Regions from separate parts of the Homo sapiens genome. Here regions 1 and 2 are each linked to region 3. A link is a loop called in an ENCODE intact Hi-C map of the cell type or tissue named here. Cell type or tissue: dorsolateral prefrontal cortex. All regions are shown on one strand. Each heading gives the region's core, and the rest is flanking DNA. Links, peaks and the distances in the headings are about the cores only.

Region 1 (2,500 bases), core at 1-2,500, 1.0 Mb after region 3:
TCCCGACCTCATGATCTGCCCGGGTCGGCCTCCCAAAGTGCTGGGATTATAGGCTTGAGCCACTTCACCCGGCCTATTTTAGTTTTTAATAGAGATGAAGTCTCACTGTGTTGCCAAGGCTGATCTCAAACTCGTGGGCATAAGCAATCCTCTCATCTTGGCCTCCCAAAGGGATTACAGGCATGAACCACCACCACAGCTCCCAGACTCTTTATTAAAACAGTACAAAGAAATGGCATAATTTGACAGTTTCATATGAACTATTACCATGAAAACTATAAATAAGGATATACAGTTAAGTATCATGTTACGACAGCTCGACAATTTTTCATTATTTGTTTCTCAGGCAGTGTATATCAACAAAATAAAGTATTTTTATAAATAATAAAAATTATGTATTTTCTATTGGTATCAAACCTTATCTTTTCCTGTAAGAGCACTAATACAATTTCTATGTCCTTTTTAATTTGGAGAGCCCTGAGACCTAGCAAGATGGCTAGGTTTCCAACTGCACATTTACTTTGATGTAACTACTAAGTAATTCAAATTTAATAAATATGGTCATATTTAAATTAAGATATTTGTCGTGACAACAGAATTAACCTTATTCTCAAACAGTATACTTATGAAATTAAATACCTACTCTTAAAGAAACATATCCAAAGGTAACATAAAGTAAAAAAAAAAGAGCTTTAAACATACAAAATACACTGTGAGAAAAATCAGATGGTATATCAAAATGCAGTAATGGGTTTTGACACATTATAGTTTGTTATAAAACTGTCAAACCAATATTAGGGAAATTAAAAATTTTAATCCTAGTATATAACATCATTTAACTAAGATAACCAGCCAATTCAGTAGATACTTTATAATTTTCCCAATGAAGTCCTGTGCCTGCTCTCTCATGTCTACCTTACTCTAACACATCACTTACTCATTTTTATTTTTCATAATGACAAAATCCATTTATATCTTGCTTTTCAACTTGAAAATAAGTGAGTTTAATAATCACCACGTTACTAACCAGTTAAACTTGAGCAACTGAATACATTTCTCTAGATTTCATTTGTTCTTTTCTAATCTGTGAATTGTCAGATTAACCCAGATAACAGCAATTTCCCTTGATAATCTGAAAGAATATTCATCCCCATATAATAAGACCACTATTAAAAAGGTAAAGATTTATTTCAATAAGAATTTGTAGCATACCCCACTAAGTTAATGGCAAATAATTTAATGTGTGCTGAGACTTAATATGCTCTCTTCTCAAAAAAGGAACATACTATTTTCTAAAATAGGTGAGGGTCTCTAAAGTAACATTCTGCCTGTTAACATTAACATGTGAATATTACCAAATACTTCTTAAAATGAAACAGGATCTCCATCTAGTGGCCAGAGGGGTAACTCCATACTATACAAGGGCTAGAGAAAAAATGATTGTGGCCTACAAAACGCAACTTTCAGAATACCATTTCTTATGAAAAGTGGAAGTGAAAATGTTGAGAAAGAAATTAAAATGAACAAATAATATATTTTCCTATCTAGAACACTAACAGATGTCTTTATTTTAGTAAGCAATAAGAAACAAATTATTAAAGCATCAAACTTACTATTTTGAGTAACTGGAACCATAATGTTAACCTTTGATAAATCTGATTAATTTAGCCTAAATATGAAGATTTATGTTTCTGCTGTAATGCCACCAAACGCTTTTTTTTAAAGTCTCCATTCATTTACAGGCTGGGTTGTGGCTCATGCCTGTCTGTAATCCCACCACTTTGGGAGGCCGAGGTGAGCGGATCACTTGAGGTCAGGAGTTCGAGACCGGCCTGGCCAACGTGGTGAAACCCTGTCTTTACTCAAAATACAAAAAAAATTAGCAGGGTGGGTGGCGGGTGCCTGCAGTCCCAGCTACTCGGGTGGCTGAGGCATGAGAACTGCTTGAACCCGAGAGGCGGAGGTTGCTGTGAGCCAAGATCATATCACTGCACTCCAGCCTGGGCGACAGAATGAGACTCTGTCTCAAAAATAAAATAAAAAAATAAGTCTCCATTCATTTACGTATCTAAATTTTCCTCTCCACCCATTTTAAGATCTACAAAAAGAGGTCAAAAGAGTAGGAAAACTACTGTTAGTCACAAAAATCTTTTGCTAGAAACAGTAAATTCAAAAAGATGAAATATCAGGAATTTATCTTTTTTTTTTTTTTTTTTTTTTTTTTTTTTTTTTTTTGAGACAGAGTTTCACTCTTGTCACCCAGGCTGGAGTGCAGTGGTGCCATCTCGGCTCACCGCAACCTCCCCCTCCTGGGTTCAAGCGATTCTCCTGCCTCAGCCTCCCAAGTAGCTGGGATTACAGGCATGTGCCACCACATCTGGCTAATTTTGTTTTTTGTTTGTTTTTTTTTTTTAGTAGAGATAAAATGATGTAACTTATAGTCAGTAGGTTAAACGGTAGCATGCCTCCTAAATGATATTAAATATGGATTGTTTTCAGG
Region 2 (2,500 bases), core at 1-2,500, 140 kb after region 3:
TCTTTTCCATTACAATGGATTATGCTGTCACAAACAGGATATAGCCCTTTACTTGGAGGAGAGGCCGTCAATGGCAATGAATTAGCATGAACATATTGTCAGCCATGACAGCAAGAAATCAGAACAGAGACTTAGCTCTGTACATTTTGAAAACATACTGGGTTTTGTTCCTGATTATAAAAGTAGTACATGCTTATTTATCCTGGAGACAAAGTAGAAAATCAAAATCACCATTATCCCACCAACCAGAAATTTTTTTTCGAGACGTAGTCTCGCTCTGTCACCCAGGCTGGAGTGCAGCGGCGCGATCTTGGCTCACTGCAACCTCCGCCTCTTGGGTTCAAGCAATTCTCCTGGCTTAGCCTCCTGAGTAGCTGGGACTACAGGCGCATGCCATCACGCCTGGCTAAGTTTTGTATTTTTAGTAGAGATGGAGTTTCACCATATTGGCCAGGCTAAGAAATTTCTATTGTTAACAGTTGGTGTATGACTTTTTAGCTCTTACTTCTTTTTTCATATGTACATATATATTTTTTAAGCAAATGGGGTCACACTATATACATAATTTTGTAGACTTCTTACATTCACTGAATGTAAGTGTAAATGTTCACTTAACATTTACTATGAATAGTTTCCAATGTCATTAAATATTATAATGTAATTTAATGTCTGTATAAAATTTCATATTGTGGAATGTTATTTAACAATTCCCTGTATATTTAGGTTAGTTACAAAATGTATCTGTTATGAATAGTCTTTTACACACGCATTATTGTCTCAATTTATGATGTTTTTAAGAATAGATCCCTAAAAGATAGACTTTTTGCTTTTTACTAAAAAATATATTGTGTATTTTGAAGTAAATATTTAGAATCAAAGATCTAGGAAATCTTAATAAAAAGGCACGTATGTGCATTGAAAGTTTAGTAGCCAAACATATGTGCCTGCCTAAAATGGTAAACAGGTGAAGTATTTTTAATGATTAGAAAGTTTAAGATAAATCTAAAACTGTTCTATTCAAAATGCCTTTCAGGCCAACAAGCTGTAAGGGTGTATGTAATTCCATGGAGTCTTCTTCCAGAATTTCCTAGCACAACTAGCCTTCTTGAATTTGCTATTTAGAGATTCCTAAAGAGCTTGCTTCTAGTGCCTGGCTCTGCTGTCTCTGGGCTGAGCGTTGTTTTCTGGTATTGCCACTAGAGAGCAGCCAGGGACAAGGAGAGGAGGTTGACACCCTTGGTCTTTTCTCTTCAGCATAACCTTTTTCTAAAAATTGCACGATCTAATTTATATGTGGAATATTTTTTAAACCCTAAAACACAGAGATACAGAATGAAACAGTGGCCACTAAGGGTGGGAGGAGGGGGGAAAGGGAAATGGGGACATATAGGTCAAAGGATACAAAATAGCAGACACTAAAGAACAAGTTTGGAGGCTGGGTGCCGTGGCTCACGCCTGTAATCGCAGCACTTCAGGAGGCCGAGGCAGGAGGATCATTTGAGGTCAGGAGTTCAAGACCAACTTGGCAACATGGTGAAACCCTGTTTCTACTAAAAAATACAAAAATTAGTGGGTGCAGTGGCGTGTTCCTGCAGTCCTAGCTATTTGGGAGGCCGAGGCACAAGGATCACTTGAGCCCTGGAGGTGGAGGCTGCAGCAAGCCGAGCTTGTGCCACTGCATTCCAGCCTGGGTGATAGAGGGGGACCTTGTCTTGAAGAAGAAAGAAAAAAAAACAAGTTTGGAGATCTAATGTCCAACCTCAAGATGAAATTTAATAAAATTGTATTGTATTCGGGATTTTTGTAAAATAAGTATGTTTTAGCCACACATGTCATACAAAAAAAGTAACTATATGAGATTATAGATTCTTCATCATAATCTTTATTTCACCAGATGACCAAGGGAAAATTTAAAATGAGCCACTAAGGGGAAAAACGATTCTGGAGGTTAATAAATAAGGAAAACCTCTGGGTATAAATGATTTCCATTTTCTCAGAGAGAGTAACCAAAAGATGGAGAATTCTACGAGGGCCATCAAAGTTACGAACAATAGAAGACCTGGAACCTGGCTAAAAACTGGGTTCTAGCATGAGCAACTGGCGCCCTTAGCTCTTTGCAGATGGAGAAAGTGAATCTAGAGCCAGAGGCTCAACATTCTGTATATGAGTCTCAGTTGTGAGGGCTTTGGCCCCTACACATGGTGGTTCCATTTTCCATCTGCCTCTCATTAATGATGTGATCATGGACATGTTACTTAATCTCTCTGACCTCACTTTTCTCAACTACAAAATGTGGCTGGCAATGGAACCTGCCGATAGATGGTTGCAGAGGCAGAAGGAGATAATGGAGATAAAAGGCTTGACATCGAGTAAGTGCTTAATAAATGTTGTCGTTTTTATTTCCAGTTCTCACCTCCCTCCTAAGCTGTTTTCCATTCTCAGCTGTTCGCTTACTATTTCTATCTGACTATTCCATCATTCCCTCAAATTTCCTGTGTTT
Region 3 (5,452 bases), core at 1,511-4,010:
GTTCTTATTATGAGAGAAATGGAGTTATTCTGAAAATTACTAAAATAATAAATTGATTTCAAATTACTTGTTTACTTTAAATAATTTAATTTGCTAATAGAAGTTAGAAATATTGGATTTGGTATGATTTATAGACAATTGGAGAATTTGGTAAGACTTAAGTTTTTTTTCAGCTAAATGAGACAATCCAGGTAAAGACCTTGGTCATTCAGCAGATAGTTATTACCTCATAGAAACCAAAGATAGGAAAATTAAAAAGCAAAATTGTTGAAATAGCTTTATATTCTTATATTTAAATAGAGAAAATGAGTATGTTTGATCTGAGACCAATGATGGGGGAACCTTTTTATCACGTTGGCCTCATAACCCTAAAGGGGCACCCTCTCACTCCACCCCTGCCCCCACAGTCCCTGTCACTCCTTGTTGTGTCAACAAGTCTGGCAGCTGTACTTTTAAGGTAGTTCTTGACTATGTAGGAGCAGTAGTGAGTATATAACTTTTCCTACCATCTAGAGCCTAGTAAATATCATTATCAGATATTTTGGAGACCTTTAACTTATTTAATATGTGTTTCTTATGTCATTTTGAAAATTGACATTTCTCTTTGAACACTTTTCTTTCAACAGAGCCAGACAGAAAAATTAGCCAAGGTTTACCAGCCGAAACGTTCAGTCTTATCCCCTAAAACTACTATTTCTGTTGCCCATCTTTTGGCTGCAAGGCAGGACTTGTCAAAGATTTTAAGGACAAGCAGCGGCTCTATAAGAGAAAAGACTGCCTGTGCCATCAATAAGGTGATTAGAGTACCTTTAATTTTTTCCAAATGCATTTATTTCTGTTCATAAAATAAAAGTTTAAAATATCTTTCCTATTCTGTAGGTGTTGATGGGCAGGGTGCCTGACAGAGGTGGTAGACCCAATGAAATCGAACCTCCACCCCCAGAGATGCCACCGTGGCAGAAGAGGCAAGATGGCCCCCAGCAGCAAACAGGAGGCCGAGGAGGAGGGAGAGGTGGCTATGAACATTCCTCATACGGAGGACGAGGAGGTCATGAACAAGGAGGCGGGAGAGGTGGACGTGGTGGCTATGACCATGGTGGCCGAGGGGGAGGAAGAGGAAATAAGCATCAAGGAGGCTGGACAGATGGAGGGAGTGGTGGAGGAGGTGGCTACCAAGATGGTGGTTATCGAGATTCAGGTTTCCAGCCAGGTGGCTATCATGGTGGCCACAGCAGTGGTGGCTATCAAGGCGGAGGTTATGGTGGCTTCCAAACATCTTCTTCATATACAGGAAGTGGATACCAGGGTGGTGGCTACCAGCAGGACAATAGATACCAAGATGGCGGGCACCATGGTGATCGTGGTGGTGGTCGTGGTGGGCGAGGTGGTCGTGGAGGCCGAGGTGGTCGTGCAGGCCAGGGAGGAGGCTGGGGAGGAAGAGGGAGCCAGAATTATCACCAAGGGGGTCAATTTGAACAGCATTTCCAGCATGGAGGTTATCAGTATAATCATTCTGGATTTGGACAGGGAAGACATTACACTAGTTGAGGCTACCGAACCTTACATTTTGCTAGAGCTCAAGTAATAGAAACTTAGTTTCAGAATCCTGAATTCAGCACCTATTTTGAATTAATGTGAGACCACAGGTGGCAGGCAGATTCCTGCTTGGCATAAGCATTTGTAGGTCTTCATTCAATTCTGTTAGATTTTTTTATTGGACTTACATAATGCCGTTTATTTGAGAAACACATAACATCTCTCCTTTCTATGAAAAATTTTTTAAAAGGTGGTTAAAATTGCCTTTAATTGCCCAGTAGACTAATTCCACAGTCAGAACATGCAAACTTTTTTGAAGAAATTACTTGAATAAGTAGTTTTCATGTTTTCAATATGCAGTTTTGAAAATGAGGATTCACCTAGACTTTTTTAGATTTACTACTAGGAAACCTTCCTCATATGAATAACCATTTATATGTGTTTTGCTTAAAGTATTCCAATGCCTATTTTCCAAGCACAGTTCTGCCCCCCGGTTGACTTTTATGCCACGTGTGCTTCATGATGGAACTTTTAGGTCAGTTCCTATTAAATGAGCTCTTTTGCAGATAGCACATTCAGTAGCCTTATTTTGTTGATGGAATACTGTATCATATGCTCAACTCTGAAAACCTTGAACACGGCCAAAATCCATAAAGATTATAAAAGCAAACTAAGTTGTGAAGCTATAGTACATGTAGGCATTTAGTTAAGTATAGCAATTCAAACTGACCTGCATCCATCCAAAACAAATTCCTCCTTCAACCTTATTTTTACTTGAAATTTGCTAGAAGAAATAGCAAACCGAAATTTGTTTTATGCATGAGTTAATACCACTGGCTCAGCAAATACAAGTTAGTTTGCTTTAAGCAGGTAACTTTTTTTGTAATGGAAGAAATGCACTACAAAGTTAAGACAGATTTTTGCTAAGTGCAGGAGGCCCTTTATTATTGCTGCAGAAAACAAAAGCCTGGCTGAGTTGATGTTTTACATTCTCCCTTACTGAAATCTACATGACATGATGCTTCTTGCTGGGTTTTTGTACATGTAAACATTGTCAAGCTGTGAAAGAAAATGGCTGGAGGTGTGCTTTGTGTGAAAGGTGAGCAATAAAGTATCTGTTAAGTTCTCTCTTTGGTTTGAGTTTTATTTTAGCTACTGAATTATTCTGGACTCTTGCGTCAAGCTGATGAGCTAAGGCTTTTGTTCCCAAAGATTCTTGAGTATTTCCTTAAAACCTAATTTTAGTGAAAGGTGACTTTTATCCTAAAACCTTAAATAAATGGAAAAATGGCTCTTTCCAGGTTTTCCTTTTATAATAATATAGCTAGAAACCGTCACCACTCATCTCTGGCCACTGGGTGTAGCTGTTGCTACACATACTAGGCAAAAATGTTTTTAGGGTTTTTTTGTTATTTGCTTCTCCATTCTTCCTAAGATTGGGGGACTTTTTTTAAAAAAGGAAGTAACTGAAAATATAAATATGTTTATCAAAAGAGAAATTGTATTTCCTTTCTACTAAATTGGGCTTTTTTAAAGAATCAACTCATGTCATGCCATTTAAAATAATCTACTTGCTACTGAGATAAGCACATTCTTCTAATACTAAAACCATCTTTGAAAACCCACATTGATCCTTTTAACTTTACCTGTTTATTTTTCAGCTAACATTTACAATTATTTTAAAATGTTCAAATTTGAAGACAATTTCAAGTGTTTTATCATTAAAGTAAGTTAAGGTTTTAAGTTGTCTTGAATGTTGTGTTGGTTTCTTTAAACTGTTAAGTAATTATGTTTATATAGGATTTCCTATTAAAATTGTCAAGGTTTCATATTTTAAATGTATCATATCTTAGGATGTATTTATATTTAGTATTTGCTTTGATCTGTTTTGTAGCCTCAGACTCCACAATATAGCTAATGAATACAGGTTTCATTCTTTTGAAAAATATTTTGATTTATCTTTACGGTTAATAGATTGCTTTTTCGAATATAAGGATGTAAGAACACAAATGATACATTTCGCCCTGATAGTTCTGAAATCTGCAGCTCCTGCTTCAAACTAGATTTTCCCCCAACATTATTATTTTTTAAAAAACTTCTATGTTCAGGGGTACATGTGAAGGTTTGTTATACAGGTAAACTTGTGTCACAGCGGTTTGTTGTACAGACTATTTCATCATCCAGGTATTAAGCCCAACACCCGAAGGTTATCTTTTCTGTTCCTCTAGTTCCTCCCACCCTCCACCCTCAAGTAGACCCCTATCTGTTGTTTCCCTCTTTTGTGTTCATGCGTCTTCATCATTTAGCTCCCACTTATAAGTGAGAATATGTGGTATTTGGTTTTCTGTTCCTGTGTCAGTTTGCTAAGGATAATGGCCTCCAGTTCCAGCCTTGTTCCTGCAAAAGACAGGATCTCATTCTTTTTTATGGCTATATGGTATTTTATGGTGTGTACATGTACCACATTTTCTTTATCCAGTTGGTCATTGATGGGCATTTAGGTTGATTCCGTGTCTTTCCTATTGTGAATAGTGCTGCAGTGAATATATGCGTGCATGTGTCTTTATGGTAGAGTGATTTATATTCCTCTGGATGTATACCCAGTAATGGGATTGCTGGGCCGAATGGTAGTTCTGCTTTTAGCTCTTTGAAGAATCGCCATACTGATTTCCACAATGGTTGAACTAATTTGCACTCCCACCAACAGTGTATAAGTGTTCCCTTTTCTCTGGAACCTTACCAGCGTTTGCTGTTCCTCCCCCGCCTCTCCCCATTCTGAAACCATAAAAGAATTGAGTTTTTTCTCTTGAACATAGATCAAGTTCTCTAGAAACAGGATATTTCAAACCACCAGTTAGTTTTATTGTTATATTAAAGTTCTTAGGTTTTGTATAGAGAGTATCTTTTGATCTTATATGCATTCTTAACCTTAACTTGTAAATAATGATTTACTGGAATATAGGGCATATGAGAATTTCTTGGAGAAACAAGCGAAAAATATTAGGAGAGAATTTTTAACATGATATCTTAAACTGTTATCTCTTAAAACGGATACAGTGAGACAGACAGTACCTTTAGTTAATGTTCTGTTTCCTCCTACTACTAGGAACTAGAATAGGATGTCAGTATTCTCTATGAAAACTATTAAAGATATACCACTATCATTTTTATTTCTTGCTGTAGATCCAAACTAATCTAGTGTCCAACTGTGGTAGACATAGAATAGGCAAATTCTTGCTGAGGGAAGGCATTTGAATCATTTCTATATATACTTAATTGATTTCCCAGTGCCCAGATTACCTCCATCCTTAGACTTAAATATTTTTAGGTTGTGCCCATTGTATCTTTCTGGATACTTTGTCTACCTATATTACATCCTTTTGAAAATAGTTTTTAAATATGTTTATATTATTTAATCATACCCCCGCCTCCCACTTTAGGTAATTTGGATAGCATTTGATCCATTTGTTTTTTAACAGAGAGGGTTACCTAAATAAAATTTAGGTATTTATTTGTATTTTACCTAAATAAAAAAATGAGTTTACCTGAATGAAAAAGTACATTCATCACAGAATACTTAGCATTTTATGACTTCTTATTTTCCTGTTTTTCTTGTTTTTCTCATTCTTCATTATCATAGTAATAACTAGAAATGCTTTTTTTTTCCCTGTGGTTTCCATATTTGTATACACTAATGTATTCCTAGGGTTCAAATCACTGATTCAAACAGGTATGCATGTCAGTGTTTGAACTCACTTTCCGCTTGCACAATTTTAGTCACCTGCAGATGTGCGGTTATAAGTTGGAGTAAACATAACTGTTGGTATGAGAACTTCCACAGTAAATCATTCCCTGCCCACTAAATGTAATAAAGAGGCCGGGGGCAGAAATAGATAGGGAAGAAAAAAAAAATGTT

The links. A loop is a pair of places that touch in the nucleus more often than their neighbours do. Peaks named below come from ENCODE experiments on the same cell type or tissue, not always from the same donor. Only the 100,000 strongest peaks of a DNase experiment are listed, where the experiment ranks them.
Region 1: a loop joins it to region 3, with 5 times the contacts of the local background. A loop is called at or near these places in 21 of 110 quality-filtered maps.
Region 2: a loop joins it to region 3, with 25 times the contacts of the local background. A loop is called at or near these places in 15 of 110 quality-filtered maps.

Annotation. Positions count from the first base shown.
Region 1 is chr2:32,552,933-32,555,432 of GRCh38, reverse strand. All of the region lies in intron 65 of BIRC6 (baculoviral IAP repeat containing 6), which reads right to left. Among named protein-coding and RNA genes, the nearest start is that of BIRC6-AS2, 21 kb to the left of the region's middle. In dorsolateral prefrontal cortex, for the core only: CTCF peaks have their summits at 1,201 and 1,404 (motif pointing left); no DNase peak of the experiment used is centred there; H3K27ac peaks cover 1,003 bases.
Region 2 is chr2:33,440,125-33,442,624 of GRCh38, reverse strand. It overlaps a transcript of RASGRP3 not described here. Among named protein-coding and RNA genes, the nearest start is that of MIR4430, 23 kb to the right of the region's middle. In dorsolateral prefrontal cortex, for the core only: CTCF peaks have their summits at 976 and 1,187 (motif pointing right); a DNase peak (open chromatin) is centred at 1,184; H3K4me3 peaks cover 418 bases; H3K27ac peaks cover 1,653 bases.
Region 3 is chr2:33,580,872-33,586,323 of GRCh38, reverse strand. FAM98A (family with sequence similarity 98 member A) reads left to right here. Exons shown (of 8, transcript NM_015475.5): 7 at 627-794; 8 at 880-2,664. The coding sequence ends at 1,548. Among named protein-coding and RNA genes, the nearest start is that of RASGRP3-AS1, 14 kb to the right of the region's middle. RefSeq lists an enhancer at 2,056-2,875. In dorsolateral prefrontal cortex, for the core only: a CTCF peak has its summit at 2,888 (motif pointing right); a DNase peak (open chromatin) is centred at 2,873; H3K27ac peaks cover 2,009 bases.